Regions from separate parts of the Mus musculus genome. Here region 1 is linked to region 2. The links are chromatin loops, found by intact Hi-C in ENCODE. Cell type or tissue: heart. All regions are shown on one strand. Each heading gives the region's core, and the rest is flanking DNA. Links, peaks and the distances in the headings are about the cores only. Region 1 has its middle 17 kb from the start of Fam181b. Region 2 has its middle 88 kb from the start of Gm40448.

Region 1 (16,464 bases), core at 2,984-10,983, 130 kb after region 2:
TGTTTAAAGGATTCCTTGCAGATAGAGTGTTTCTGATGAGGTGAGGAGAGTCATCCATAAAGCATTAATTTATTTATTCATTCAAAGGTCATTTAGAGTGTCCATGTGCCTTCCTTTGTGTTTCAGGCATGAAGCTGAGCAGATGAGAATGATGCTCCTTATAACTTCAGTGGCTTGCAACTTAGTGAGAGAGATGGGATACTAATTCATAATTCTAGGCCAGAATAATAGGTTTTGAAGGTCGGGTAAGGTATGAATGAGGTCCCAGGATCATCATCTGATGAAATGTGTTATGGAAACGTCAAAGAGCTGTACTGTACTGTCTCTCTTTCATCTTTCACAAGTTTATTAAGCCACCTTCTGAGAGTAGTTACTGCTAAGTGCTAAGGGTGTGATGATGGGAAAGATGGAAAAAGGAATATGCCTAGAGTGCAGCTGAAAGTTCAAGGATGGTCATACACCCTATGGAGAAGAGAGGATGAGTATAGCAGTCATTTGCAGAGATTTGATGCAGTTGGTCCCACTTGGCCAGTGTGAGGCAGGAACTAACTTCTTGCTCCTGTAACCAGGCCAGTTCTGTTTATTCAACAGGGCACTTGTCTTCTGAGCATAAATTTAGTTTCATACTACCATTTTACAAGTTAAACCACTCTCCCATCTGCATTTTTTTTATGTAGTGACAGAGTTTGTCCAATGCTGAAAGATTGACTTGAGCTAGATCCAAATCAAAGTGGGGGGGGGGGGAGAAAAGGGAAACATGGTCAGGTATGGGGGTGGAAACAGTAGAAAAGCCCTGAGGGCCAGCAGAATGGATGGAGATATGCAACCTTGGGAAGTGGGAGGTGAGAGGCTCTCAGCACTCAAAGGGAAGGACCTTAGATGTAATGCCCAACAGTGGAGAGAGGGAACTCATAGAGTCCACTTCCAGTAGAAAGAGAGCATCAAGTGGAGGGATAGGTTTGACATCCCACAGTCAAAAAACTCTGACCCAGAACTGTTCCTGTCTAAAAGACTACAGGGACAAAAATGGAGAAAAGCCTGAGAGAAAGGCAGTCCAGTGACAGGCCCAATTAGGGATCCAGATCAAGGGAAGATTCCAAGGCCTCACACTATTACCGGTGCTTATAGTGTGCTTACAGACAGGAGTGTAACATGGCTGCTCTTTGAGAGTCTCAACAAGCAGTTGACTGAGACAGAAGCAGATACTTACATCTAGATAATGGACAGAAGCTGAGGACCCATGTGGTTGAATTAAGGAAAGGCTGGAAGACAACACCACAGGAAGACCAGCAGTCTCAACTAACCAGGACTCCCGAGATCTCTCAGACAACTGAGCCACCAACCAGGCAGCATACAGGAGCTGGTCAGAACCTCCCCCACCCCCGCCCCCATAAAGCAGAAAAATGCCTGGTCTGGCCTCAGTGAGAGAAGATGCACCTAACAGTCAAGAGACATGAGGCCCCAGGAAGACGGGAGGTCTGGTGGGGGTGGGGAGAACATCTTCTTGGAGATGGGGAAAGGAGAAATGGCATGAGGAACTGTGGGAGGGTGGACCTGGAGTGGAGCAATGACTGGACTGTAAAAAAACAAATGTAGTAGTAGTAGTAGTAGTTAGTAGTAGTAGTAGTAGTAGTAGTTAGTAGTTAGTAGTAGTAATGTCAACTTATAAACTGTAAGTAATCTTGCTAATATTCAGGAATAAATAGACATAAATCAGTTCACACTGATCAGGAAAATTCCTTTGCTCTACCTACATAAAAGATATACAAATCAGAACCTAGGGAGCAGGCACTTGGGGCCAGAGATTAATATACTTATCTGTGAGAACAATTCCTGAAGTTTCAAAGACTTGTTTCTATTATGTTCAATTAATTAACCATTTAAGCTTCACCAAATCTACTTCAGTATCTGTCCCTCAATGTCTTTCCTTCTCCTAAGAGTGTTTCAGAGCCTTGTTGGAGTATATACCCCAAACACTTACATAACCCAAAGGAGGGAATCGGGAGGTTCCAGTCAAGGGATCCTAGAATTTGGGTGGGCAGTCTGGTAAGTGTGCTATCATCACTGCTTGTCATGAATCACTGGATTGTGTAGAATCATGATCATGCATAGCGGTGATTTGAGTAAAAATGGCTCCCATAGGTCCATAAAGAGTGGCACTATTAAGAAATGGGGCCTTGTTGGAGTGTGTGTAACTTTGTTGGAGGAAGTGGGTCACTGTGGAGGTGGACTTTGAGCTCTCATATGCTTAACCTAGGTCTAGTGGGGCAGTGTCTTTCTGCTGCCTATGGCTCCTTCTCCAGCTCTGTATCCACCTGCATGCTGCCATGCATCTTCCAAGGAAAATAATGGACTAAAGCTCCGAAACTTCAAGCCAGCCCCAATGCAATGTTTTCCCACAGTTGCTGTGGTCATGGTGTCTCTTCGCATCAATAAAACCCTAACTAAAATAGAAGTCAATGAAACGAGTGGAAGGTGAGATTCAGGCCATGACTTCCTAGTTATTGTTATACAACTGCAATGCAGCATTGCCAGCATGGGGATCGGGGCTTCAGGGAACTCTAATCCTGAAGGCACACCCAGGTCCTTGATATGTGCCATAGGAAAGATTTTCAGAATGAATCAGGGTGAAGCAAAGTTGTTTATTGATTCACTTGAAAGAATCAAGTGCAGGTATAAGAGAGGAAGTTACCCACCTGACCCAACAGTAACCAAGTATGTGATTTGTATGTGTTTTAAGCTAATAAATACGTAAGTTTAGATGTTCGGGAAAGTGAGTATGTGCTGGTAAATTTCCTTTTCCCATCCACAGAATCGTGTGCTTGGAAAGGCTCTTTTGCTATACTGTGCAGGCTGGGCACAAAGAGACATAAAACAGCCACTGAGGGGATCCTTACTAACCCACAGATCACAGGGAGTTTCAACTTTTGCATAGTTCAGTAGCTCTTTGTAGCAATTCTGCTTGCCAAGTTTCTCAGAATGGGAAATATAGTTCTTACAAATGTCTGACCAGTTCTGCTGAAAACTGAGCATTAACCAGCACGGGATTCTGGAGATGAGGGAGGCTCTGTTTAAAGCCACATGATATCTGTTTCCTAACTCTCGCCTTAGTTACCCAAGAAACAGCCTTAGTTACCCAAGAAACAGCCTCTTAAATAGTAGTTTCATAGAAATCATGAAAAGTAATTCCACAGCTAGTGGTGGCCAGTGAATCATCTTGGTAAACTTGCCATACCCAGCAAAGCAACCTGCTAATGCTGCGACTTTCTTTGCTAAGAGGGTCTGCATGTCCTGTGGGCAAACAGTCTGCCTCCATACCTAAGGTGTATTGGGCCAGGATAGATTCTGGAACCTGACACAACAAAGACCCAGAACCCCTAGTAGTCTTCTTTATTTCTAGGGTCTAATTGTGTCATCTGATTTTTCTCTTAAATCTTTTCCCTGGGTTACCAGGTTCCTTGGTCCTAGGTCATTGCACTTTACTTCCTGTTTCTGACAACCAGAGCCTGAGCCTGTCATCGATTATTACTGAGTCCTCTACTGGTGTGTGTGTGTGTGTGTGTGTGTGTGTGTGTGTGTGTGTGTGTGTGTGTAGCTACTCTGGTAAAGGGATCTGCCTTAGTCAGGGTTTCTATTCCTGCACAAACATCATGACCAAGAAGCAAGCTGGGGAGGAAAGGGTTTATTCAGCTTACACTTCCATACTGCTGTTCATCATCAAAGGAAGTCAGGACTGGAACTCAAGCAGGTCAGAAAGTAGGAGCTGATGCACAAACCATGGAGGGATGTTCTTTATTGGCTTGCTTCCCCTGGCTTGCTCAGCCTGCTCTCTTATAGAACCAAGACTACCAGCCCAGAGATGGTCCCACCCACAAGGGGCCTTTCCCCCTTGATCACTAATTGAGAAAATGCCTTACAGTTGGATCTCATGGAGGCATTTCCTCAGCTCCTTTCTCTGTGATAACTCCAGCTGTGTCAAGTTGACACAAAAATAGCCAGTACAGGATCTGAATGTTGATGTAGATGTCTAGCCAGTCATGTTGAAAATTGAGTGCTAACCAGCACAGGTCTCTGGAGATGAGGGAGACGCCTTTAAAAGCTATCTCATGATATTTCTGTTTCCTCACTAGCTATCCTGTAACCACCGGATTCCACAGAGGTACGTCCTTGGGCATAGCTAGACTAGACTAGAACTCCATGTTCTGTCAAATGACAATGATGACACCACAGTGAATTGGAACTGCCTTAGTTCCACAGACCAAGTGCCCAGTGTTCTATAAAGATCAGCTTTGAACAGTGAGTATTATGAGTGCTGCCGATGTCCAAAGAGGCTCGATCAGAAAGCTCAAAAAGAGTCTTGAACTTCCCAGTCCCTCCCCACCGCATCCAGGGAGGAAGAACTAGATGCCATGTGGTAGTCCTTTTAGGATTTAAAAGTCCGAGGGAAGCTCTGCTACTAAAACGTGCTGTCTCTCCTTAATGACTTGGAATCCGTGACTAACTGGTCCCTTCAGATGAGCTGGCTTGTAAAGGAGTGGCAGAGGGATGAGCTTTTGCCCTAGAAGACAAAACAAAGCCCACACAAAGGGCTGGGGCTGTTGGGCAGGAATGAGGCACCCCTCCCAGCAAGCTAGAAGTCTCTGTCTGGCCCCTTTGGAGCGAGCAGCCCCCCCCCCCCAGGACTGGATTCTGGGTGGTCAGCTTTATGCTTGGAGTCTCAGGGCTTCCAAGTTCTGGGTGCCCAGTGCTGCTCAGAATTCGATCTCTTAATTCTATCCTTAACGACAGGATTTCAAAGCAGTGCGGGAGGAATAAAGTGGCCCAGAGAGACTCAGGACACGTTTGAACACTAGCCCAGAACACAGATGGAATCTGAATCGTATTGGCACAGACCCCGGTCATGGGTAGCTGCCAGAACATTGTAAGAAAAGCCATTCTTGTCCGCACAATGGTGGGGAGGAAACAGGAAGTGAGGCAGCACGGCTTCAATTATTATCCTCTCTGAGAGTCTGTGCAGAGAGGGCTCCCCTATCAGCCTGTAGGTTGCCACACACCAAGTGCAGAGTGAGTTTAGACAGCAGTGGGAAGTAACTTAGTAGCAGCAGCAGCTGTGGTATCTGTGTACAAACGTGTGCGGCCACACTGCAGTGGACCACTGCCGGGCTCAGTTTCTGCTCTTCCCTGCTGATGCCACTTTGCAGAATTTCTAACTCTGTCAAGTATCACCTGGAAGGAGGTGTTAAACTGTTCCCTGATTTCAGGATCAGTGTGAGGATGAAAAAAAAAATCATATATGTAGAGTTATTGTTAAGCATTAGGCGAAGAATAGGCCCCCAAGATCTGGTATTACTTCTAGCTTCTAACGCGGTCTGCTTATGTTACGTGCAAGGCATTGGTAAATATCACAGGATCTGGAAATCACATAGGGAATAAAATACACCCGCTCCCCCCTCTACCCTCTACCCTCTACCGTCGCCACCCTGCCTGCTTTTGGGGCACTTAGGGCCTTACATGTGCCAAGCAAGCACTCTACCATCAGGTTCTATTTCCAGACCTAAAGATACATTTTAACTGTGAATTTATTTCTACTTTGTCTGAAGCCAAAGATTTGCATCCTATGAGTCCCCCAACATAGAACTGAGGTCTTCCCCCGACTCTGTTGTCTGCCTGCAGATCCTGCTCCCCTAACTGGGCGGTCTTGTCTGGACTCAGTGGGAGAGGATATACTCTAACGCTGTCTGACTTGAGGTATCCAGATGAGCTGGCTCCCCAGGAGAGATTTCTCTCTTCTCAGAGGTGAAGGCGAAGAGGGATGGAGGATTGGAGATAGGGGACAGGGGAGGGGTTGTGTGAGGGGGAAGGACTGGGAGGAAGGGAGGGGACTGTGATTGGTATGTAAAGTGAATTAATAAATTAATGGAAAAAAGAGATTTGCATGCTATTGCCTAATTAGCCACACCTAACTATATGACTGTGCATTTCTTCTGAGTGATTTTAAAATCCGGTTTTAGATTTATTTTATTTTATTTTATTTTATTTTATTTTATTTTATTTTGTGTCTGAGTGTTTTGCGTCCATTCATTGCCAGCTGAGGTGAGAAGATGGGGCCAGGTCTTCTGGAGCTGGAGTTACAAATAGTTGAGAGCTAACATATAAGTGCCGGGAATCAAATTCAGGTCTCCTGGAAGAGCACCTGAGCCCTCTCTTCAGCTCTCCATGAGTGTACTTTTGATTTGCAATAGCTGAGGTAGAAGTTTAGAGCTAGATCCCATCTTGGGAATAAGAATCCTATTTTCAGTTCTCTCTGTGTGTTTCATTAACACAATGTGAGAATGCTGGACAAAGAGCCCTTAGCTCATCCCCTGTCTTCTGTAGCTGAACCACTTGGAGAACACAGCACTAACACTAGTGTTCCGCCCATACGTTTCTTGCAGAGGCACACTGGAGTGCCTGCTTACTGTCTTACCCTCTGGATCCTCCACCTCTATTTTATTTTATTTATCCTAGAGCAGAGGATGCTTGTGAAAACACCTGGAGAAGCTGGAGAAACGCATTAAATTTAAGTAGCCTTATGCATCCATTCCACAGGAAATGAAACAGAGGTAGCAAAAGGCTATGCGCCACTGAGCACTCTAGGGCAGAGCTGGAGGTGCGGCCAGACTTTCCACACACAGGGGCTGCTCTCAGCGGACACCTCCATGCTCAGCTTAACCTCACTGACTTCTCTTTTTTTCCAGTTATTAATCTCCTCGAGGTGGAGGCAGGCCCAGATCAATTCTTTGAGCCAGGTTTAGAAGAATAGGGCCGTTTATATCTTTGCTTAGACCACTGGAAAATCCTTTTAATCTTGCTTCACTGCAAAGGACCGCTGAGCAAAACCTCGAGACTCTGAAGCCCTACAGAGCCACCTTGTGGTCTCGCAAGAAAATGACTCCATCTAGTCTCTGGTGTCTTGGTTTGGATAAGACACACATGTTGCATGTTTGTTTTGTGATTGCTTTTTTTTTTTTTTTCCCTTTAGTTGCTAAATAAATTTTTTCCCTGGAAACCACTAAGCAAGGATTGATGCAGTTGTCCAAATTCTCTTCTTTTAATCTCAGTCTTCGGATCTCGGCCTCCCGAGACCCTGGTTTGTGCGGGACCACGTTGGTGTATCCTAGTTGAGGTGACAAATGAGTGGGGGCGACACTTGCACTGCAGGTCTGGACAACATACAGCTCTGCTTCTTCCCACCCACCAGGCTCTTTCTTCTGTGGTTTTTACAGCAGGCATAGAATTCATGTCTAAAAGTTGGAGCCACAAGGTGGGAGGTATTCGTTTTCTTGTTTGCATTTAAAATATCTCCCCACAGACTCATATTTTGAGTGGTTGAGCTCCTTGCTGGTTGACACTATTTTGGGATGTCATGGAGCTTTTAGGAGGCAGGGAATAGCTGAAAGAAGTAAGCCACTATGAGTGGGGCTTGGACGATTAAAATAAACGATGGTCTGGACCCCCATCTTTCCTTCTTTGGTTTCTTTTTGTTGCTTGTGAAGTGCAGAGGTGGCTTGTTTCTGCACTGTCCTGCAGAAGTCCCACTACCCCTTAGGCTCTCCCCCAGCAAGCGTGGTGAGGTTTGCTTCCGAGGTTAGCCTCTGTGCTTTCCCTCAGAAGCTCTGCTTTTGCCCACCTCTGCCCCTTCTCCAGCCTTGCAGCAAACGTGGGGGTTCTTTCCACATCTGGCCGCTCAGAGAGGACTCAAGGAGCCATGGGTGCCAACCTAAGTAAGACAAATGACAAAATCTCCTCAGTTTCAGTGGCATCAAGGCTTGCATTCTCCTAGATAATCAGCTGCAGCTGGTGCCTATCCTTGAAGAAAGGAGATTAGGGTCTCATGCTTAAATCATAGAAAAGAGGTAATCAGAGGTCACAGATAGTTATGGCCAGCTGCCTGGTCTACAAAGTGAGTTCCAGGACAGCCAGGGCTATACAAAGAAACCCTGTCTCGAAAAACCAAAAACCAAATTAAAAAAGCAAAAAACAAAACAAAACAAAACAAAAACAAAGGTGGTGGGGAGAACTAGTTCCTGATAGCCCCCCAAAAGACAATCTTTAATCCCCCTCTCAGTTTCACAGTTCCACCCTACCAAATGGTATCCTGTCTGAGTTATGACTTACCTCACCCGCCTTCCCTCCCCTTCACCCTAAGCATTCAAGGAATTTCTAACTACACCATATATAAGTGTTAAGACACCCGAGCTTGGGGGCACACTCTATCCTGCACTGTGGGAAGGTTTGCGATCCGAGTCTGACTCATTTTCGATAAAAAGACTTCCATGCCCACCTGCAGCAGACTCTGCACTTCCTGAGTTCTCCTGGGTTTCCTGCAGAGTCGGGGCATAACACATGCTCTCACTGCCTTGCCTTCCCCACTTGTAATGAACGACTCCATTGGAACAGAGAGCCAAAACCAATCTTTCCTCTCTGAGTCTGTTTCTCAGTTATTGAGGTCACAGCAATATAAAGGCAACAATCACAGTCTCCAACTTCTTAGATGAGAGCTGCCTGCCAGGGAAGAATACTTTGGACTTTAAAGATACCAAGAATCTATAGGCTTCGACCTATCATGTCTTTTGTGTTTATTTGTTACAGCAGCTAGAGTTGCCTGAACCAGTGCTGATTAAGTTAAAAGTGGGGGTCAAAAAGAGACTTCCACGAAGCAACAGTGTACTGTTTTCAGGGACCCTCAGTTCCACGGACGTTTCTGAGATCTTGGGTTGATGTATGTTTGGGTGTATTTGTGTCATCTTCTAGCATTGTGTTCTAATAGTTATTTGTGTATGAAATGTACAAAAGAAAGTCTTAAATCCTGTGGATTTGTCACAGCAAGTCCTGGATGTCCTACCTCAGCAGACACACAAGAAGAGGACCTTAAATCTAATCTTGTAAAGATAGAAGCCTCAAAAAAGGAAATGATTAAGTTAAAGAAATACAGGAAAATACAATCAAACAGTTGAAGGAAATGCATAAAATTGCTCAAGAACTAAAAATAGAAATAGAAGCAATGAAGAAAACAAAAATGAGGGAATCCTGGAGATGAAAAACCTAGTGAAGAGAACAGAAACTACAGTAAAACAACAACAACAACAACAACAACAACAAAAATACAAGAGATGGAAAAGAAAATCTCTAGCATAGAAGATATGATGGAAGAAATTAATACATCTATCAAAGAAAATGCTAAATCTAAAAAGTTCATGGCATAAAGCATCCAAGAAATCTGGGACACTATGAAAAGACCAAGCCTAAGAATAATAGGAATAGAAGGAGAAGATTCCCAGATACAAGGCCTAGAAAATATTTTCAATAAAATCATAGGAGAAGGTTTTTCATATATATTACAAAACACTAAATAGATTGGACCAGGAAAGAAATTCCTCCTACTACATAATAATAAAAGCTCTAAATGTGCATATTGAGGAAAGAATATTAAAAGTTGCAAGGGAAAAAGGCCAAATAACATATAGTAGCAGACCTATCAAAATTACACCTTACTTCTTAGCAGGTACTGTAAAAGTCAGAAGGGTCTGAGTTGATATCTTGCAGACTCTAAGACACCAAAAACATGTCATCCCAGATTACAATACCAAACAAAATTTTCAATCACCATAGGTGAAGAAAACAAGATAATTCATAATAAAACCAAATTTAAACAATATCTAGACACAAATTTAGCCCCACAGAAACTATAAGGAAAATCCAACTGAAGGAGGGTAACTACATGCAAGAAAACATAGGAAATAAATAACCTCACATGAGCAAAATGCTGGTCATTTAATATCTCTCAATATTAACGAACTCAATTCCCCAATAAAAATACACAGACTAATGATGAGAATGGATGAGAAAACATCATCCTTCATTTTGCTACATACAAGAAACACACCTCAGCAAGAAAAATAGACATTATCTCAGAATGAAGAACTGGAATTTTTTTTAAAGCAAACCAACCTAAGAAGCAAGCAGGAATAGCCATTCTAATATCTGATAAAATAGACATTTAATGAATTTTAATCAAACGAGATGGAAAAGGACACATTTTCATTAAAGGAAAAAATTCACCAAGATAATGCTTCAATTCTGAAATCTGTGCCCCAAATGCAAGAGCAGCCATATCTGTAAAAAGAAACATTATTAAAGCTTAAATCGCACATTGAACCCCAAATGTTAATAGGGGGAGACTTCAATACCCAAAGGCTCTCACTGATGTTCAAGTCATTGAGACCAAAACTAAACAGAGAAATAATGAAATTAACAGAGATTATGAATCAAATGGGACTAACAGATATCTATAGAACATTTCACTCAAGCACAAAAGAACATACCTTCTTAGCACCCCATAGAACCTTTTCAAATATTGACCATATTCTCAGCCACAAAGCAAGCCTCAAAAGATGTAACAACATTGAACTAACATTGTGTATCTTATCAGACTACCATAGATTAAAGCCAGAATTCAATAACAATAAAAATAACAGCTCACAAACTCATGAAAACTAAACAACTTTCTACTGAATGACCACTGTCCTGATGGGAGGAAATAAATTAAAGAATTTCTAGAATTCAAATGAAAATGAAGGTTTAATATTCCTAAACTTATGGGACACAATGAAAGCACTGCTAAGATGAAAGTTCATAGCTCTAAGTACCTTCATAAAGGAATTGGAGAGATCTCATACTAGCAATTTAACAGCACACCTGAAAGCTCTAGAACAAAAAGAAACAAACACACTTAAAAGGAGTAGATGGAAGGGAATAATCAAACCCAGGGCTGAAATCAATAAATTAGAGACAAACAAAAAACAATACAAAGAATTAAGTAACCCAAGAGCTGTTTTCTTGAGAAAATTAATAAGATAGACAAATCCTTAGCCAAACTAACCAAAAGACAGAAAGACAGAATCCAAATAAACAAAATCAGAAATGAAAAGGGAGACATAAGAATATACCCTGAGGGAATTCAAAGAATCATTAGGTCCTACTTCAAAAGCCTGCATGCTACAAAATTTGAAAATCTTAACTAAATGGACTATTTTCTAGACAGATACCACTTACCCAAAGTTAAATCAAGATCAGATAAACCATTTAAACAGCCCTAAAATCCCTAAGGAAATAGAAGCAGTCATTAAAAGTCTCCCAACTAAAAGAAAGCCCAGGGCCAAGTGTTTTTAGTGGAGAATTCTACCACATTTTCAAAAAAGAGCTAATATCAATACTCCTCAAACTATTCCACAAAATAGAATCAGGAGGAACATTGCCAAACTCATTCTATGAAGCTGTAATCACCCGGATACCTATAAGACACAAAGACTCAACAAATGAAAAGAACTTCAGACTTCCTTTTCTTATGAATCTTTATGCAAAAAACTCAATAAAATACTCACAAACAAAATCCAGGAACACATCAAAGACATCCTCCACCATGATCAAGTTGACTTCATCCTAGGGATGGAGGGATGGTTCAATATACAAAAATCCATCAACATAATCCATTATATAAACAAACTGAAAAAAAAATCATATGATCATTAGAGGCTAAAAAAGCCTTTGACAAAATCCAACACACCTTCATGTTAAAAGCATTAGAGAGATCAAAGATACAAAGCACATACATAAGCATAATCAAAGCAATATACAGCAAGCCAGTAGCCAACATCAAACTAAATGTAGAGAACCTTCAAGAAATTCTACTAAAATCAGGGACAAGGCTGCCCACTCTCTCCCTATCTACTCAATATAATACTTGAAATTCTAGCCAAAGGAATGAGGAAACTAAAGGAGATCGAGGGGATAGAAATTGGAAAAGAAAAAGTCAAAGTATTACAGATGATAAGATAGCATACATAAGTGACTCCAAAAATTCTGCCAGAGGACTCCTACAGTTGATAAACACCTTCAGCAAAATGGTTGGATACAAAATTAACTAAAAAAAAAATCAGTAGCCCTCTTTTATACAAATGGTAAAGGGGCTGAGAAAGAAATTAGGGACACAATAGCCATGAATAATATAAAATATCTTGGTGTAACTCTAACCAAGCACATGAAAGATGACAAGAATTTTAAGCCCCTGAAGAAATAACTTTTAGAAGATATCAGAAGATGGAAAGATCTCCTATGCTTGTGCATAGATAAGACTAACATATGAAAATGGTCATCTTACCAAAAGTAATCTATAGGTTCAGTCCAATCCCCATAAAAATTCCAATACATTTTTATAGACCTTGAAAGAGAAATTCTCAACTTCATATGGAAAATCAAAATATCCCAGGATAGACAAAAAACAATCCTGAACAATAAAATAACTTCTGGTGATATCACCATTCCTGATTTCAAATTGTACTACAGAGCAATAGTGACAAAAACTGCTTGGTAATGGTATGGAAACAGGCACATTGATCAATGGATTTGAATCAGAGACCCAGAAATAAACCCATTAATCTATGGACACTTGATTTTTGATAAAGAAGCCAAAACCATACAGTGGGAAAAAAAAGGCATATGTTCAACAAATGGTGCTGGTCTAACTGGATGTCTACATGTAGAAGAATACAAATAGATCCCCATTTATCATCCTTCACAAAACTCAAGTCCCAGTGGATCAAGGACCATAACATAAAACCAGATACACTAAATCTCATAGAAGAGAGGTGGGAAATAGCCTTGAATGAATTGGTACAGAAGCAATTTCCTGAACAGAAAACCAATGGCTCAGGCTCTAAGATCAACAATGATAAATGGGACCTCAGGAAAATTCAAAGTTTCTGTAAGGCAAAGGATACTGTCACTGGGACAAAATGGCAGCCTACAGGTTGGGAAATGATCTTCACTAACCCTACATCTGACAGAGGGCTAATATTCAAAATTTACAAAGAACTCAAGAAGTTAGACACCAACAAACCAAATAACCCAATTAAAAAATAGGTTATAGCGCTAAACAGAGAATTCTCAACAAAGGAATCTTGAATGGCCGAGAAACAGAAATGTTCAGTGTCCTTAGTCATCAGGAAAATGCAAATCAAAGCATCTGTGAGGTTCCATCTTACACCCATCAGAATGGCTAAGATCAATAACTCAAGTGACAGCAAATGCTAGTGAGGATGTGGGGCAAGGGGAACATTCCTCCATTGCTGGTGTTAGTGCAAACTTGTATAACCTGTTTGGAAATCAATTTGAGGGTTTCTCAGAAAACTGGGAAGAGTTCTACCTGAAGACTCAGCTACACCACTCCTGGGCATATACCCAAAAGGTATTCCACCATCCCACAAAGACACTTGCTTAGCTATGTTTATATAAGTTTATTAATAATAGCTGGAAACAACCAGCTGAAGAATGGATAAAGGAAATGTGGTACATCTACACAATGGAATAGTACTTGGCTACTAAAAACAAAGATACCATGAGTTTTGTGGGAAAATGGATGGAGCTTGACAATATCATCCTGAGTGAGGTAACCCAGTCCCCAAAGGACATGCATGGTATGTACTCTATTATAAGAGATTATTAGCCATAAAGTAAAGGATACCCATGCTACACTCCACAGATGCAGAAAAGCTAAACAAGAAGGAAGGCACAAGTAAGGATGCTTGAATTTCACTTAGAAGGGGGAATAAAATAGTCATTAGAGGCAAATGGAGGGAGGGAACTTGGACGGAGAGGGTTTGGGTAGGGGAATGAGGGATTCAGGATCATCTGTGGGGAAGGACAGGACAGATGGCCAGATGGCCACAAGAATGAATGAAAATCTGCAACTCACCAGGGTGGGGAGCACATCTTGAGAACAAGACAGTGACCTGGGAAAAGGGAGGTGCCCAAGAATCAATGGGAGGTGAACTTAGCTGTGACTCTCAACATTGAGGATATGGAACTTGAAGATGCTACCTCCTGTATTGAGGCAAGAACCCCAGTGGAGCGGTAGGGGCACAAACCCACACACAAAACTTTCCACCTTAAATTTATCCTGTCTATAAGAACTGTAGGCACAAGGGATGGCCAACCAAGTTAGATGGATCTAACTTGAGACCCATCCCATGGGCAAGCATCAATCCCTGAAATTTATAATACTTTGTTATGTTTGCAGACAGGAGCTTAGCATGCTGGCTTCTGAAGTGCTTCATCCAGCAGCTGACTCAGACAGATGAAGACACCAACAGCCAAACGTTGGATGGAACATGGGGACTCTTATGGAAGAAGACTAGGAAGAAGGATTGTGGGCTCCTGAGGGAATAGGAACTCCTCAGGAAGACCAACACAGTCAACTAACCCTTGGGGCTCTCTGAGACTGAGTCACCAACCAAAGAACATACATGGGCTGAACCTAGTCCTCCAGCACATATGTATCAGGTGTGCAGCTTGGTCTTCATGTGGTTCCTGAACAACTGGAGCAGGGGGCTATCCCAAAAGCTATTGCCAGTATGTGGAATATGTTCTTCTAGTTGGGCTGCCTTGTCTCTCCTCAGTGGGAGTGGGTGTGCCTAACCTGGCAGAGACTTAAAGTACCAGGTGAGGTGACACCCAAGGGAGGCCAGACTCTCTCAGAGGAGAAGTGAAAGAACACATGATGAAGGATTCTTCCCTAACAACATGCATGCATTGGTCCACCTTACATTATGTAGTTGAGTTCCATTTGTTGGGACTCCTTAGATATAAAAGCATCAAAAACTTCTGGTGGTGTGCCATGGCTTCTTGCTGCTTCTGGGCACTTGGGCTGATTGGCAGAGTGATGATAGGTGACACACACATGTGTTGTGGCAAGACATGTGGTGAGGCAAGACCAGTGGAGGACATGTGATATTTGGAGAGAGTATAAGAAGAACTCGAAAGACAGTGACAGAAGCTGATCTTGGGTTGCTTGCAGATCAAAGCTTGTTGGGGTTGAGACTTGGCTGATCTTCAGTTGGCTGAGAGATGGGCAGCCCAGAACTTTTCCTGGTGTTCCTGTTGGCTCTTGGTCCCTCTTGCTGACTCATGCAGAGGCTGTCTCTGCATGGTAGTGCTACTCATGCCTCTGGCTGTCTCTGCTAGGTAGTGCTACTGCTGCTGATTTGTGGTTTGCTATCCCAACTCTTTGGAACTGGACTGCTGGTGTATCCGTGAAGTGTTTGCGAGTGGATTGAACTGCTGCTGACCTGTGAACTGAGTTGCTGAATTCCAGACAACACAGATGAAGTGAGGGCTGTCTCAGATTCTGTTGCCTGCCATTGGATCCCCTTTGTCTAGCTAGACTCATCGGTTGGATGATGAGTCCAGGGTTGGGATGTACCCAAGGTGTGTGTGTGTTTCCCTTTCTCTGAGGAGATGGGAAGGCATAATGTGGGGGAGGGACTTGTGAGGGTAGACCTGTGAGGGGGGGGGCTGCACCTGGGATATAAAGTGAATAAAAAAATAAGGGGAATAATGTAAAATCAATAACAAATATTCTAACTTCAAGAAGAGAGTTGTAACAACCGTTTTCCTCCTAGCCATACTCAAAATAATAACTCCAAAAGAGAAGCAGTGCAAACAGCTGAATTTAGCATAATTGGATGATATGACTTTCACCTTATTGGAGTGGAGTGAAAACACCAAGATTGATGCAAATTTACTGCCAAGTTAACATAAAAATCCTCATAGTGAAAAGGTAACAAACCGCCCCGAAGCATCGCTTTAGTGAGAATGCTGACAGGCTTCATGAGCACAGTCCATCTGAGACTAATTTGAGACTCTCTTCTGAAGAAGAAATCTGGAAATCCATTGAAATCTTATCCTTCCATTATGAAAGAAAATGATGGAGGTTTAAACATGTGTAATGCCAGTTATAAAATAAAATTCATGCTGCTATTGACATTAAGCTAGAAAAAGAACTTTGTTTTTCAAAATATCGGGGGAGGATAATTTATTACTTCTGCTAGACAAAAAGTCTGATTTGATTTTCTATTTTTTTCTGTGGAAAATAACATGATGTTCATGGGGGCTGGAGGATTGCCTCAGTGGGTCAAGTGTGAGGGGCCAGGGCTTAATTCCCAGAACTCATGTAAAAGCCAGCTGGGTATGGGGTTTCTTGCCAGAGATAATGGCAGAGAATCCTGGAAACCAGCTGGCTAGTCAGACTTTTTTTGAAAGTGTGATCTGTGAGACAGAGCCTACCTCAGAATGTTAATTGGAGAGTGACAGAGGAAGACACATCTGTCTCAAGTCTCCACCTGTGTGAGCAAACACAGAGACATATGCACACACACGTGCACATGTCCACATACATGTAAACACACACACATATGTGTGAACACCACATATATCCCAAAGAAAGTATTATAAAAGTGTTCTCATATGAAGGAATAGTTAAAGGTAACAGAACCAAAGTCAGAAGAAAGCATATTAAGAGCTGTTAAAAATAGAAGTATTGACATACTAGTCAGACTTTTGTGATGTTTGTGGCACCAATAGATTTTA
Region 2 (16,464 bases), core at 2,959-10,958:
TTCACTTCTAGGTAACAGTCTATCACTGAGGGAAGTCAAGATAGGAACTCAAGAGGGCAGGAATATGGAAGCAGGCACTGATGCAGAAGCCATGGAGGAGTGCTGCTTACTGGCCTGCTTCTCATGGTTCACTCAGCTGGCATTTTTTTTTAATAGAACCCAGGACCACCTCCCTATGTGTGGTGCCACCCATAGTGGGTGGGGCTCTTAAACTTTAAAAATTAATCAAGAAAATGCCCTATAGGCGTGCCTATAGGCCAATCTTGTGAAGGCATATTTTTCCAATTAATATTCCCTCTTCCCTTAGAATACCCAAGATACAAGATACAATTTGCAAAACACATGAAACTCAAGAAGAATGAAGACCAAAGTGGACACTTTGCCCCTTCTTAGAATTGGGAACAAAACACCCATGGAAGGAGTTACAGAGACAAAGTTTGGAGCTGAGATGAAAGGATGGACCATCTAGAGACTTTCCATCCCATAATCAGCCTCCAAATGCTGACACTATTGCATACACCAGCAAGATTTTGCTGAAAGGACCCAGATATAGCTGTCTCCTGTGAGACGATGCCGGGGCCTAGCAAATACAGAAGTGGATGCTCACAGTCAGCTATTGGATGGATTACAGGGCTCCCAATGGAGGAGCTAGAGAAAGTACCCAAGGAGCTAAAGGGGTCTGTAACCCTATAGGTGGAACAACAATATGAACTAACCAGTACCCCCGGAGCTCATGTCTCTAGCTGCATATGTATCAGAAGATGGCCTAGTTGGCCATCATTGGGAAGAGAGGCCCCTTAGTCTTGCAAACTTTATATGCCTTAGTACAGGGGAACGCCAGGGTCAAGAAATGGGAGTGGGTGGGTAGGGGAGGGGGGGCAGGGTATGGGGAACTTTTGGAATAGCATTTGAAATGTAAATGAAGAAAATACCTAATTAAAAAAAAAAAGATTCCCTCTTCCCAGATATGACTAAGTTTGTCAAATTGACAAAAGCCAAGCAGTACAGGCTCCTGAAACATCTATTACCAACAACACGGGGAGAAATTGAACTTTTTGCTTTATGTTTGATAATCTATGGATTCTGGGATTAATATTACCCCCCTTTGTTCAGAAACTCCAATTAAACATCCTTCTCTGTTCTCTTACACACATACACACACACACACACACACACACACACACACACACTAAAACACACACACACACACACACACACACACACACACTCAAAGACAGACACACATGCGTACTCTCACACATTAAACTTACAAAATAGATTTCCAATCATCTTTAGTGTTAGTTTTTCATCCTACCCCCCTCTTTGCCCTATGTTCCCATCCCCTTCCCCACCTACACTTCACTTACCATTATTCTCTCTTTCCTCTTTATATCAACCTAGTTTTTCTATCCCTGCTCCCTTATAGTCTTTCTCTCCCCTCCCCCCATGAATGGTCCTTTTCTAGATCCCTGGTTTTAGTGGTACTACAAGTTAAATGCACACATCTAAGGGTTCAACACTAAGATCTACATATGAGTGAGAACATGGATGTTTATCTTTCTGTGTTTGTGTTATCTCACTGGGTACAATGTTTTTCACCCCTATCCATTTACCTGCAAATTTTGTTTTTCTTTATAGCTGAATATAGTTCCATTACGTAGGCACCATGCTTTCACAATCCATTCATCAAGTCATTGACATCTAGACTGTTTCCGTGTCCTATATATTGTGACTAGAGCAGCTATGAACATGATTGATCATGTTGTCTCTGTTGTAGGAAATAAAACTCTTTGGGTATATATCCAGGAGTAGTATAGCTGGGTCATATGGCAGATCTGTTTCTAGTTATCCTAGGAACTGCAACACTGATTGCCATATTGACTGTACCAATTGCAGTCCCATTAATTACACAAGATCTTAAAACTCCACAAAGAAACTCCTAGAGCTGATAAAGTAGGAGGATACTAAATTAACATACAACAAAATTAACAAATTAATTAACAAAATCTGTAGCCTTCCTATGTACTAAAGACAGTCAGTCTGAGTGGGGCAGAGGAAGAAACCAGAACAACAATCCCATTTACAATAGCCTAAAAAAATACTATTGATTTCAATAAACTTAATCAAGGAAGTGAGGGACCTGTACAACAAAAATTTTAAAATGCTGAAGAAAGAAATTGAAGCTGACACTACAAGCTGTGGAGATCTCCCATGCACATGGATCAGTAGAGTTAATATTGTCAAAATGACCATCCTACCAAAAGCAATCTACAGATTCAGTGTATGCAATTTCCATCAAAATTCCGAGAAATTCTTCCAGGAAATTGAAAAAAAAGTCTAAAAATTCATATGGAAGCAGAAAATAAATGGATCCACAGATTTTTAGACTTATATAAGGTTCTTTCGGTCTCAGATTTGATAACAGGTTAGCTGATACAAGACGTGTATATGTAGATAGATACAGTGCGAAAATACAAACAAACAGCTCTGCAGTGGAACAGAGATCGACATTGGAGCACAAAGAATGCAGAAATGCTTCACATAGAAAAGAGGCCCCTTGGTATTGCAAACTTTATATGCTCCAGTACAAGGGAATGCCAGGCCAAGAAAGTGGGAGTGGGTGGGTAGGGGAGCAGGGTGGGGGGAAGGGTATAGGGAACTTTAGGGATAGCATTTGAAATGTATATAAAGAAAATATCTAATAAGAAAAAGAAGAAAAAAGAAAGTGATACTGAGTGGTGGAGGGGAAACTGTGGTCAATATATAGTGTATAAAAGTTTAGTTTTCTATTGCTTCCTCTAAGAAAAATCTCTTCTGCAACCATACTATCAAAATTAGTGCTGCTCCTGTAACCCCACCAGAATGAAACCCAGACAACAGTAATTTGGTGTCTTTGTTTATTGTCTGTTTTATGTGTTCTGTCACTATATCCCTAGGCCTGCAAAAGCCTTATGCATGTAGCTTGCTCATTCTTGCACTTTTACCACTGGTCTCATGGTGGTTACTCATGAAATGTATATCCAGTGAAGCCACGTGACCACTGGCTGTTATTTGTGTGTGCATCCTATTAGCTTCAGGTGGTTCTTATCCGAGATGTTGATGTGGTGCCAAAAGCAACTAAAGACAATCCAAGGAAACCACTTGGCTGCTTGTTTGAACTTATTGTTATTGTTCTGTTTTGGTTTCAGCTGAGGCTGTCCTTTCCCTTACTAAAGTGCTTAATGTACAATGTTTTAAACAATGAGCTGTCTGTAGATTTTAAGATAATAATATGAAATCCCTGGGGCCACTTTACACGGAACTCAGTATGGAAAATTTGATGCTGGAGTTCCTAAGGGGGACAACTTAGACTTTACTTTCCTCAGTGGCTTCCTATTTTGGATTATGCTCATGTGGGCACTCCGTAAAGTGTACTTTTTATAGGCAGGATGTTTAAAAATTGTTCTTCAATGCAATAAAACCAATGCAATGTCTAAGAGATATGTATACGTGTCTATTTGTATGAGAAGGAATACATCCATAGAGGTCAGAGGACAGTGCTTGCATGCAGGAGCCTATGGAGGCAAGAAAGACATGTTGGATCCCCTGGAAATGGACTTATAGGTGGTTGTGAGCCCCCATGTGTGTGCTAGGAACAGAACCAGGGCTCTTTGTAAGAGTAGTAGGTGCTCGTAATTCTGGAGTCATCCCATGGAATCAGTATGTGGACTATGTGAATGCATTTTGTCCTTGGCTCTTCTCTGGGGAAGACTGTTTATCATTGCCTTTTCAATGTCATTGCTTGTGATGGATCTGCTTAGGTTGTTTATATTCCTGATTTAATTTTGGTAGGTCACTTGTGCCTAACTTTACTCACTCCTTCTAGAGTATCCTCCTAATCATCTTCATACATCACTTTTAAAATCTTAAATATTATTAATGTGGGTATTTTTTGCCCTTTATTTTGGTTAGTTTGGCTAGAGATTGCTAGTTTTTATTGTTTTCAAGTAGTCAAATTTTTATTTAATTAATTCTATACATTTTTCTCTATTGCATAAATTTCAGACCTGGTATTTTTTATATCTTGCTACATGTTATTTTGTATTTGACTTGTTTTTGTTTTCTTAAGAGCTTGAGATACATGCAGTCTTTAAAGACTTACAGCTATACAATTACCTTGTAAAACTGCATTAGTTGAATCTCAGATGGTCTGAGAAACTCTAATTTTGATTTTTCAGTTGATTCTAGGAATTTTTAATTTGCTCCCAACTTTTGTATTGGCCCACTTTGAGAGTGTGTTGTTCCCGGGTGTGATGTCACATGCCTATACAACCCCTGCGCTTAAGAGATAGAAGAAGATCAGCATGAGGTCACTCTCAGCTACAGAACAAGCCTGAAGCCAGCCTCTTGAGCTGTTGGTCTTAAAAAATAAAAGTGTTTTTTCCAGTCTCCAAGTATTTGTGTACTTTCTCTAGCTGTTGGTTCTCTGTTTTATTTCATTATTACCTGATAGGAATTTATTTTAGGTCTTTTTTGTACTTACTTGTTAAGGCTTGTTGTAGAGGCTTTATTTTTGGGTGTTTTAGAGATAGTTCCATGGGCTGCTGAGAAGAATGTACATTCTTTATAAGTTGGGTAAGATATTCTGTAGATATCTGTTATGTCCAATTTATCCATGGTGTTATTTAACTTTGAAATCTCTGTTGAGTTTTAGTTTGGAGGTCTTATATGGAAATGAAGAGCATTATTCAAGTCACTTACTATTATGTATCATAACCTAAATATTATATGCTCATTGGTGTTTGTTTTATGAAGTTGACAACTTCAATATTTTGTGCATATATTTTCAATTGTTCAATATGTTCTTGATGAGTTACTCCCTTTATTAATATGCCATGACTCTTCTTTATCTCTTCTAGTTTTTGTTTGAAATCCCATCTGTTAGGCGACAATAGCTTTGCCATCTCCAGCTCAGCTGTCGATTCATTGTTTTTTTGTTCCTGCTCTCTGCTTCTCTTCTCTAAAAAAAAGGTGGTGAGGATCATAGCCAAGTCCAAGAGAAGGGAAATATATTTTAAGAAGACCTACATAAGACAGAACAGTCAAATAGGGGAGGGGAAAACTGTAGGGGGCAGTGCTGATATTAAGGTCCTATTCCCTAATTGGTTCTTGATCTGTCAAAAAAGAAAGCCTTGGGCCAATTGCTGGGCAGAAGGTACAGGCAGGACTTCCGGGTCCTGGGAGGAAGTCAGGGAGACACAAAGGAGGAGAGGAGAGTATGCTATGCCTTGGAGAGAGGAGAACTGGGCAACTATGTGAGACATCAAAACAGAGGGGCTGCACAGGCCACTCTTACAGGTGGGTATTCAGGGCAGTAGAGCAACTGAAGAATAGGGCAGGTAGGAGAGATGGAGATAAGATATTAGTAAGGGCATACTTTTCTAGGCAGGAGATAGTAGCACCCAGCAATTGTGCCAAGAAGGCAAATTGAAATTGAACAACAGCATGTTTGTGTCTTTTATCTGGGGATTCAAGGGGAGCTGGGAGTGGGCTGGTTGTGAGATCACCTTCTGGAGTACAGGTGGGTAGAGTGCAAAACTACATGCAAAACCCCAGAAAGCCCCTGAAAGACATTTAACACTCGCAAAAATCACAAGTTAGAAACAAAACAACAACAACAACAAGAAAATATGAAGAAGGAGGCCAATAGGACACCTCCAAAAGCTCACAACTTCTGAATATTCAAAACAAAACAAAACAAAAGTCAAAGAATTAAAAATTTTATAATGGTCCACAACTTTGCAGAGGACTTATGCTGCTGAATGAAATAAGAAAATTCCCCACCAAAGTTAAGTCAGAATGGATGACAAAGTCAGCAACATAGGTGAGATATTAAAGAACATGTCATAAAATTCTTCAAGGGATTAGGATTCTGGAATAAATGAATGAGTGAATAAACAGGGATTAAAAATTAAAAAGAAACCACAATGGAATGCATCACCAATAGACCAGGTCAAACATAAGAAAGGGTTATCAGAATGCAAATCAAGGTTGAGAGGAAATATTACATTCATGCAGCAATAAGAACTGCCACACCAACCCCAGTAGAATCTGTGTGACAAGTTCCACAGACTGAGGTGAAAACTTCAAAAGAAAGAGGCCTCCTGGAACCAGTTGTGGAGCTCTTAGCCAGAACAAAATATTGAGCCATAGTTCTCATGGCGATTTATCTGTTTTACTTTCTTTTATTCCTTTTCTTATTTACATGTTCCTGATAGCCTAGGATAAGATCTTAATCGAGAGAAATAGATAAGAAATCATCCCTTGAGAATGGGTCACTAGCCATGACCTCATCTCCAGGAAACCAGTGTTTTACTTCATAAATCATTTACAAAATTGCATAATAGTATTATGGTAGACAAAAACTTTCCCAACAACATAATTCCATATGGCTTCAAGTGTGTCATCAGAAGTAGGCTTTGGTATATGGTAAAGAAAGCCTTAAATAAAAATAATTAAAATAGTTTAAATTAATGCTTTGAAGATTTACAAAAAAAAATCAGGCATTAGATGTTAAACAATAAGTGACCATAAATATCTACTAACCTGTTCTTGGAAATATGCCCCACATTTTGGATGACTGCCCCAGTGCATACATCTTCTCAGAGTTGTAATATTTGGATGAGTTTTGTGCTTTACTGTACCAAATGACAATGATGATATTCATGATTGCTTTACTGGACACATCTTCTAAGAGTTTTAATACTTTTTTTTTAATGTATAAAAACCCTTGCTTGAGAGCTGCAAAATACACTCAGATTCAAACTGCCTTTGTGTTTGTTTCTGTTTGTCACCGCCGAATCCTTACCCACTCAGCCTTTCAGGACCCTCGTCCCAGGGACCCTCATACCCGGTTGAGATGGTTTGTGGCAAAAACAACAACAAAAACAAAACAAAAAACAAAACAAAACCAAAAAACCAAAAAACCAACAACCAAGGGTCTTAGTCTCTGGGAAATGTAACTGATAACCACACTTAGATTCCATCTCATTCCAACAGGACTGCTACTGCCAAGAAAACAAATGAGCATCAGCCGCCATTCACAAGGATTAGGGTGGGGCTATCCAATTCTGAGAGGCGTGTGAATTACTACAGTTACTATGGAAAATATATAGAGGCCCCTAGAGTAACTAAATAAGGAGCTACTCTATGATCTAGACATACTAGGAACACACCCAAAGTGTGCATGCTACAGAGATTCCTGTATAACCTGCTCATTGTAGCAGTGCTCAGAACAGCTAAGGTATGCAATCAGTCTACTTGGCTATCAACAGATAAATGGATGAGGAAAATGTGTTATCCATCCAAAGTGGAGCTTTTATTCAGGCATAAAGAAGTACAAAACTGGGCTCTGCCACCCTATAGGTGGAACAACAATATGAACTAACCAGTACTCCCCGGAGCTCGTGTCTCTAGCTGCATATGTATCAGAAGATGGCCTAGTCGGCCATCATTGGAAAAAGAGGCCCATTGGTCTTGCAAGCTTTATATGCCCCAGTACAGGGGAACGCCAGGGCCAAGAAATGGGAGTGGGTGGGTAGGGGAGTGGGGGAGAGGGTATTGGGGGACTTTTGGGATAGCATTGGAAATGTAAATACAGAAAATACCTAATAAATAAAATTTAAAAAAAAAAGAAGAAGAAGTACGAAACTATGCCATTTTCTGGAAAGTGGATGGAACTGGATGGAACTCACCATGTTAAGTGAAATAAATCGGACCGAGAAAGACAGAAACTTTTACAGGTTTCCCCATTATGTAGAGCCTAGATGTAGATGATACATACAGGAGAGTGGGATTACTTAGGGAAAGGAACAGGAGGAACAGGCGAGCAGGAGGAGGTGGTGGGAAGGTGTGAGTATAGTCAGTGTTACGTGAGATCAACCTGTCTTGGTTTACTTTCCATAACTGCAATATGGACCATGACCAAAAGAAACTCGAGGCGGAATGGGTTTACTTGGTTTGCTATTCCAGATAACCATCCATAAAGGAAGCCAAGGAAGAAACCTGGAGGCAGAAACCATGGAAGAAAAATGCTTACTATCCTGCCCTCCATTGCTTGCTCTCTCTGCCTGCTTTCTTATACCACCCAGGACTGATTGCCCAGGAGTGGCACAATGTGGTGGGCTCTCTTACATCAATCATTAATCAAGAAAATGGCTGACACATTTGCCTACAGGCAATCTGATGGAGTATTTTCTCAATCAAAATTTCTTTTCCCAGCCAACTCTCTAGGTTGTATCTACTCCTCTGTCTCTGTCTGTCTCTCTTTCAGATACCATCAGTTTATATAATGTATGTATGCTAATAAAAATTTAAAGCATAAAGTATATTGGAAAATTTTATGATTCATAAATTAAAAGCAAAGCAGACTACATGTTCTCACTTCACAGTTTATACAACAGTGCCCTCTGGTGGTATAAAAATTGTTGCCATTTATGTATTTGCTCATAGCCAAGCTACTTGAGAGGTACAGTGGTTCAACCTTCTTGAAGCCATGGGAATTCAATTGATTACCAGAGTTATTTAGCAAACTGAGACTCTAGAATCTTTTTCAGATGGAACTGTTAACTTCTGTGTGACTGAACACACAATTTTTGGCTGTTGCAATGTTTTAGGTGTTCCAAGGATGGGCAACTCTGTTTTATTAGCAGAGAATAATTTGCCTTCACAAAATTTTGTCAACTTCGAATGAAATTCTTCCTCGGTGTCCCAGTCTTTTGCCATAGGAGATTTCTGTGCACTTCAGTAACCTGAGAGTAATAGAAAAGTGTTCAAATCCACTACCCACCAGACAGTGTTTTCTCAAGTGTGCTACTATTGAGTTCACAACCACATCTCCAATTTTCTCAATCTCTAATTGCTAAATTACAGCGTATTTATGAACATATGAGAAATATAATATTAATGACGATCATATCCTCAGAAAAATGAAGGAAACAGTCTTGTTGGACTGTATTCATTTTATGTTTATTAATACAATATTTGTCTTATATGGGCACTGTGGTAGCTCTTTTCATCTTGCCTTTCAAGCTAACTATTCATTATATAGGAGGATGTAAGCCACCATATAGTTGCTGCGAATTGTACTCAGGACCTCAGCAAGAGCAGCCAGTGCTCTTAACCGCTGAGCCAACTCACCAATCCTTTCCTCCTCCTCCTCCTCCTCCTCCCCCTCCTCCTCCTCCTCCTCCCCTTCTTCTTTCTCCTCCTCCCCCTCTTCTTCCTCCTCCTCCTCTTTCCCTTCCTTCCTTCCTTCCTTCCTTCCTTCCTTCCTTCCTTCCTTCCTTCCTTCCTTCCTTCCTTATCCTCCTCCTCCTTCTTTCTCTTCCCTTCTTCTTCTCCTTCTTCTCCTTCTTCTTCTTTTCCGAGACAGGGTTAATCTGTGTAGCCCTGGCTGTCCTGGAACTCACTCTGTAGACCAGGCTGGCCTCAAACCCAGAAATCCACCTGCCTCTTCTTCCCACGTGCTGGGATTAAAGGTGTGCGCCACCACTGCCCAGCCCCTTTCCTATTCTTATACTTATATTCTTCTTTCCTCTTTTTGTCAATTTCTCTTTCACAAATGCTTCTTTGTGTCTCCTCAAGATTAGGACAGAAGAGCGTACTAGTCTGTATCCTGATGAGTCAAGGGAAAAGGATGTGTGAAAAATAAGGCATCATTACATAGAGGGATGATTTCAGTTGCAGGGTAACTGAGGAATCTCCACCTTCCTTGTCAAAGTAGACAAGGGTGTGCAACTTATTGGAGAGCTTAGGCTAATCATGTTTGAGGCCTCAAGATTACTTCTCAAAATGCAAACACAATGAAACAAGCAAGGAAGCAGAAGAAACTAGATCTCTGGGGTTGCTGGTGAAGAGAAGGGAAGGGTGGTTCCAGCTTCTTGGAGTCATTTTCCTTATGGACAGTTTTGTTATTCCCCATCACTGCCACATGATCATCTGGGGGTATTGATTCCTCTGTGGCTGTTTGATCCCTAAAGTTCTCACATCCTTTATTTATTTATTTATTTATTTATTTATTTATTTATGTACGGGAGAATGAAGGGAAAGTAACAAAGCAAGTCCTTAAAAGGCCTTACAGTGGAAATAAATGAGAAGCTATGTGTTCTCTGGCCCTCTTTTAGCTTTGGGGACACCAAAGCACCAATTCTGACTAGAGATGGCCAGGTGGTTGAGAGCACTGAGCAGTTTCTCTGTGTTCCTTCTCATCTTCAAAGCCCCAAATTGTCACCCACTATGCTTAATAGATATCATATTATTTCTGGATGTATACTTCATTCTTGATCAGGAAGAAAATGCAAACATGTATCTTTGCCATTGTAGATTTTATTTGCAGATTGTCCCTGCTCCTTCCTGTACTTCCCACCCGTAGTCCTTTCCACATTTCCATATCGTGAAGCAGGAAGCATCTTTTGAATCTCTCTCTCTCCGTATTTTAGAAAGAACTGTTGTGCATGCCCAGAGTGTACTTCTTTTCCCAGGCCATGCCTGTGAGGATTTGACAATATCATAACCAACTTTTCTTATTTCATTAAGTCAAATGATTAGAAGTTTCTCCTCTGTCGACCTTGGCCAAAGCCTTAGAACAAGCAGATCAGAGAGGTGGCTTCTGTAGCCCTTTCCCTGCTGTGATTTCTACAGTTGCCCAGAGGCCTTGGAAAGTGAAGTGTGTGTCTTAGTCTAGACAGCAGAGGGCACACTGTCACCTGTGTGTCTGAGCACTGGGTACTGAAAACTCAGTTCTGTATGGGAAGGACCCAAGAGGATGCTGGAAATTCATGTGGTGCAAAGGATATTCCACAGCGTATCTCTAGTTCTTTAGTACCCAGGTGCTTTAGAGTGTAGGAGCCTTTGACGCTGTAAGAACAACTCCCAAATTTCTCTGAAGAGCTTTACATCTCTCGCACATCTTGGGTACCCGCTCCTGGTGTGGAGAGAACGCACATTTATTGGACGCTTAACATAACCAGGAACTTGATGCTTTCAGCTCACTTTCTCTGTCCTCCAGCGATTCTCTGCATGATATGCTACCATCCTGACTCTATATAGAAGGCTCTGGACTTAGAGGTTAAGGGACGCGCCTGGCCTTACAGCCAGCAGAGATTCAAGTTCATGCCTGTCAATTCCCTCACTGGCTTTCCTTCTAGCAAAGGCACATTTCTTTCTCTTTCCTCTCAAAGTCTCAACAGTTCAGGCTGATGGTCAGGAGCTGGAGAGCCTGGGTGTGTCTGTCTACCTCTGCTCCCTAAGTTCCAGAAGCCTGTGGGATTCTAGGTGGGAGATTTTCCTCTGGCTTTTCCTGACTTGTATTTACTGTGGCATATAACAGCCCCTGCTTTCACGTTTGAAGCCTTTAGACTGGGTGTATTAGTCAGGGTTCTCTAGAGTCACAGAACTTATGGATAGTCTCTAGATAATAAAGGAATTTATTGATGACTTACAGTCGGCAGCCCAATTCCCAACAATGGTTCAGTCGCAGCTGTGAATGGAAGTCCAAGGATCTAGCAGTTACTCAGTCTCACGCAGCAAGCAGGCGAAGGAGCAAGAGCAAGAGCTAGACTCCCTTCTTCCAATGTCCTTATATTGTCTCCAGCAAAAGGTGTAGCCCAGATTAAAGGTGTGTTCCACCACACCTTTAATCCCAGATGAAAGGAGTAGCCCAGATTAAAGGTGTGTTCCTTAAACTCGGAGATTCAATCTTCTGGAATCCATAGCCACTATGGCTCAAGATCTTCAAACCAAGATCCAGATAAGGATCTCCAAGCCTCCAGATAAGGGTCACTGGTGAGCCTTCCAATTCCGAATTGTAGTTCATTCCAAATATTGTCAAGTTGACAACCAGGAATAGCCACTACAATCCACCCCTTGTCAACTTGACACAAATAATATCTCATGTTCACATGAAACAATAACAAGGTTGTAAATACGCCTAACATGATATAACTATCCCTCGTACAATCGCAAACGCATTAGTAAATTTACAATGGGCATTCATATTACTTTATAATCCTCGTTTCTGCAACTGGTTACGTGGCCTTAATTGGTATTTATAACTACCTTCCTCTACTACCCATTCTGTATTTCCTTCACCTTCAGCCAGCACCTCAGCAGGTCTTGGCTCTTTTCCTGGAGGATTGACCCATACCTTCATTCCTGATGGGTCTGCGTCCTTTGTCATCCTGCTTGGATTAGGCTGTTGTAGTTTCCCATTGACTTTAATCACAGGACATGGTAGTACTAAGAGACGCCCTAAGGGATCTCCTGCACTCCAGACATAATCTTGCTTACCACCATTGTGAAGAGGTAATCCAATTTCCCCATGGTAATCTGGATCTATCACCCCTCCTAACACTGTTATTCCTTTTTTAGCCTGTTGGTTTAAGGGCATTAGAAGCCCAAAATGACCAGGGGGAAGTCTGAGCTTCCAGTTCAATGAAATGTTTGTTGTAGCTCCTGGTAGGAGCACTCCCCTCTCTGGAGCCAAAACTTCTAAGCCAGCAGAACCTAGAGTTATGGGGACAGGAAGCAAAAATTTTCCTAGAGGGTCACTAGGAGTGATAGTAAGTGGAACTATTCCGTTTTCCACCCCTTGATTCCTGGACCCATGAATCCTGGCTATGGGTGAAACTGTACCATATATCGAGCGCTGATTCAAAGCATATACTGCCTTCTGAAGAACTCTGCCCCAGCCTTCCAAGCTGTTACCACCTAATTGGCGCTGTAACTGCGTCTTCAAAAGGCCATTCCATCTTTCTATCAGCCCAGCTGCTTCAGGATGATGGGGAATGTGGTAAGACCAGTGAATTCCATGATCGTGAGCCCACTGTCGTACTTCTCTGGCTGTGAAATGAGTTCCTTGGTCAGAAGCAATACTGTGTGGAATACCATGACGATAGATGAGGCATTCTGTCAGTCCGTGAATGGTGGTTTTAGCAGAGGCATTACGTGCAGGAAAGGCAAATCCATAACCAGAATAAGTATCTACTCCAGTAAGAACAAAACGCTGTCCTTTCCACGAAGGAAGTGGTCCAATGTAGTCAACCTGCCACCAGGTTGCTGGCTGGTCACCTCGAGGAATGGTGCCATATCTGGGGCTCAGTGTTGGTTTCTGCTGTTGGCAGATCTGGCAATCAGCAGCAGCTGTAGCCAGGTCAGCCTTGGTGAGTGGAAGCCCATGTTGCTGAGCCCAAGCATAACCTCCATCTCGACCACCATGGCCACTTTGTTCATGTGCCCATTGAGCAATGACAGGGATGGCTGGGGAGAGAGGCTGATTGTCCACAGAACGGGTCATCTTATCCACTTGATTATTGAACTCCTCCTCAGCTGAAGTCACCTTTTGGTGAGCATTTACATGGGACACAAATATCTTCACATCCTTTGCCCATTTGGAGAGATCTATCCACATACTTCTTCCCCAGATGTCTTTCTCACCAATTTTCCAATTGTGATCTTTCCAAGTCCCTGACCATCCAGCCAATCCATTGGCTACAGCCCATGAGTCAGTGTATAATCGTACATCTGGCCATTTCTTCTTGCAAACAAACTGTAATACCATGTGTACTGCCCGAAGTTCTGCCCACTGTGAAGATTTCCCTTCACCTGTGTCTTTCAAGGTTGTCCCAGAAAGGGGTTGTAATGCTGCAGCTGTCCACTTCTGGGTGGTGCCTGCATAACGTGCAGAGCCATCAGTAAACCAGGCTCTAGTCTTCTCCTCTTCGGTCAGTTGATCATAGGGAACACCCCATGAGGCTATAGGTGCATGCTTGGCAGCAGATGGCATTGTAACAGGAGTAGAAACCATAGGCATTTGAGCAACTTCTTCATGTAACTTGCTTGTGCCTTCAGGACCTGCTCTGGCCCGATCACGTATATACCACTTCCATTTGATAATAGACTGCTGCTGTGCACGTCCCACTTTATGACTTGCAGGGTCTGATAGTACCCAGCTCATGATGGGTAGTTCAGGTCGCATAGTGACTTGGTGTCCTATTGTCAGACGTTCAGTTTCCACTAAGGCCCAATAGCAGGCCAAGAGCTGTTTTTCAAAGGGAGAATAGTTGTCTGCAGATGATGGTAGAGCTTTGCTCCAAAATCCCAAAGGCCTTTTCTGTGATTCACCTACAGGGGCCTGCCAGAGGCTCCAAACAGCATCTCTATCAGCCACAGACACCTCAAGTACCATCGGATCTGCTGGGTCATATGGTCCAAGTGGTAGAGCAGCCTGCACAGCAGCCTGGACCTGTTGAAGGGCCTTCTCCTGTTCCAGGCCCCACACAAAGCTAGCAGCTTTCCGAGTCACTTGGTAAATAGGCCTAAGTAACACACCCAAGTGAGGGATGTGTTGTCTCCAGAATCCAAATAGACCCACTAAACGTTGTGCTTCTTTCTTGGTTGTAGGAGGGGCCAGGTGCAATAACTTATCTTTCACCTTAGAAGGAATATCTCTGCATGCCCCACACCACTGGACTCCTAAGAATTTCACTGAGGTAGATGGTCCTTGAATTTTGGTTGGATTTATTTCCCATCCTCTGATACGCATATGTGTTACCAATGAGTCCAAAGTGGTTGCTACTTCCTGCTCACTTGGTCCAATCAGCATAATGTCATCAATATAGTGCACCAATGTGATATTTTGTGGAAGATCCAAACGATCAAGATCCCTTCTAACTAAATTATGACACAGGGCAGGAGAGTTAATATATCCTTGAGGCAAAACTGTGAAGGTATACTGTTGGCCTTGCCAACTGAAAGCAAATTGCTTCTGGTGGTCCTTATGGACAGGTACCGAGAAGAAGGCATTTGCCAGATCAATAGCCGCATACCAGGTGCCAGGAGATGTGTTAATTTGCTCAAGTAAGGAAACTACATCTGGTACAGCAGCTGCAATTGGAGTTACTACCTGATTTAGTTTTCGGTAATCAACTGTCATTCTCCATGATCCATCTGTTTTCTGCACTGGCCAGATAGGAGAGTTAAATGGAGATGTGGTGGGAACCACCACCCCTGCATCTTTCAAGTCCTTGATAGTGGCAGTAATTTCTGCAATTCCTCCAGGAATACGATACTGTTTTTGATTCACTATTTTCTTTGGCAGAGGCAACTCTAAAGGCTTCCATTTGGCCTTTCCAACCATAATAGCCCTCACTCTACAGTTCAGGGAACCAATATGAGAATTCTGCCAATTTCTGAGTATATCTATCCCAATTATACATTCTGGAACTGGGGAAATCACCACAGGATGTGTCCGGGGACCTACTGGACCTACCGTGAGTCGGACATCAGTCAAAACTCCATTAATCACCTGCCCTCCATAAGCCCCTACTTTAACTGGAGGGCCACAATGTTTCTTGGGATCCCCTGGGATCAGTGTCAACTCAGAACCAGTATCCAGCAGACCCCGAAAAGTCTGATTATTTCCTTTTCCCCAGTGTACAGTTACCCTTGTAAAAGGCCGTAGGTCCCTCTGGGGAAGAACTGGAGAAAGGGTAACAGCAAAACCTTTGAGTGTCTTATCAAGATCCTTCCTCAGAGGAACCTGGCCACCCCTTCATTCAAGGGGTTCCGGATCTGCAAACTGTCTCAAGTCTGGAAATTGATTCACTGGCCGAGATTGCTGTTTACCACGATCTAATGTAGCCTTTCTTTCATTTGGCTGTTTACCACGATCTAATGTAGCCTTTCTTTCATTTGTTTGAGAATTTTTCTGCTTATACAGATCAAACAAATATGCAGTAGGCTTCCTATGTATTTCATTCCTGGAAACACCATGATTGGTTAGCCAGTACCAAAGGTCCAACCGAGTCATGCCATTATAAATTTCACCTCTCCTGTGCTGACCATTACTGGGTATGTTATTATAAACATTCTTTTGTCTATGCTGTCCATTATAATAACTAGAATCACCTTGTCTCGGGCGATTCAATGCTGCCACCTGGCCCTTGTTACCTCGGAATCCAACTAAACCCAGTGAATTTAATTCATCTAATTGAGCAGAAGCATCTCCAATGCTAAGATCTGGCACAAGGAAAAGGGAAAGAACAAAACCCTTCAAATGTGCTGGTGCCCCTCTCACCAATTTGCGTCTTATAGAGCTGGTGAAAGGCATATCTTCTGGACCTTCCCATTGTGGACAATTATGCTTTACACAATATATCCACTCTAGCATTGCAATTTCCCTAAGTCTTAAAATCCCTTCATCAACACTAAGCCATGGAATATCAGGCATCTCCAAGTCATTTCCAGTAGGCCATCTTTTGATAAACACCTCAGCCAACCATTCAAACAAACTTTTGACACCTTTTTTAACTATGCGAGCTTCCGTATTAAACCTAGAATCTCTACTCAGAGGACCCATGTCAATAAACTCAGCCTGCTCTAGTTTTATGTTCCTTCCACCCTTATCCCACACCCTTAAAATCCATT

What was found. Hi-C counts contacts between places; a loop is a spot of excess contacts. Peaks named below come from ENCODE experiments on the same cell type or tissue, not always from the same donor. Only the 100,000 strongest peaks of a DNase experiment are listed, where the experiment ranks them.
Region 1: it touches region 2 in a loop (13-fold over the local background); 24 of 42 quality-filtered maps call a loop at or near these places.

What each region holds. Positions count from the first base shown.
Region 1 is chr7:93,088,930-93,105,393 of GRCm38, forward strand. No RefSeq gene overlaps it. Among named protein-coding and RNA genes, the nearest start is that of Fam181b, 17 kb to the left of the region's middle. In heart, for the core only: CTCF peaks have their summits at 5,041 and 6,922 (motif pointing left); a DNase peak (open chromatin) is centred at 4,952; H3K4me3 peaks cover 461 bases; H3K27ac peaks cover 319 bases; H3K27me3 peaks cover 228 bases.
Region 2 is chr7:92,956,847-92,973,310 of GRCm38, forward strand. No RefSeq gene overlaps it. Among named protein-coding and RNA genes, the nearest start is that of Gm40448, 88 kb to the left of the region's middle. In heart, for the core only: CTCF peaks have their summits at 8,447 (motif pointing left) and 10,719 (motif pointing right); a DNase peak (open chromatin) is centred at 3,135; H3K27me3 peaks cover 4 bases.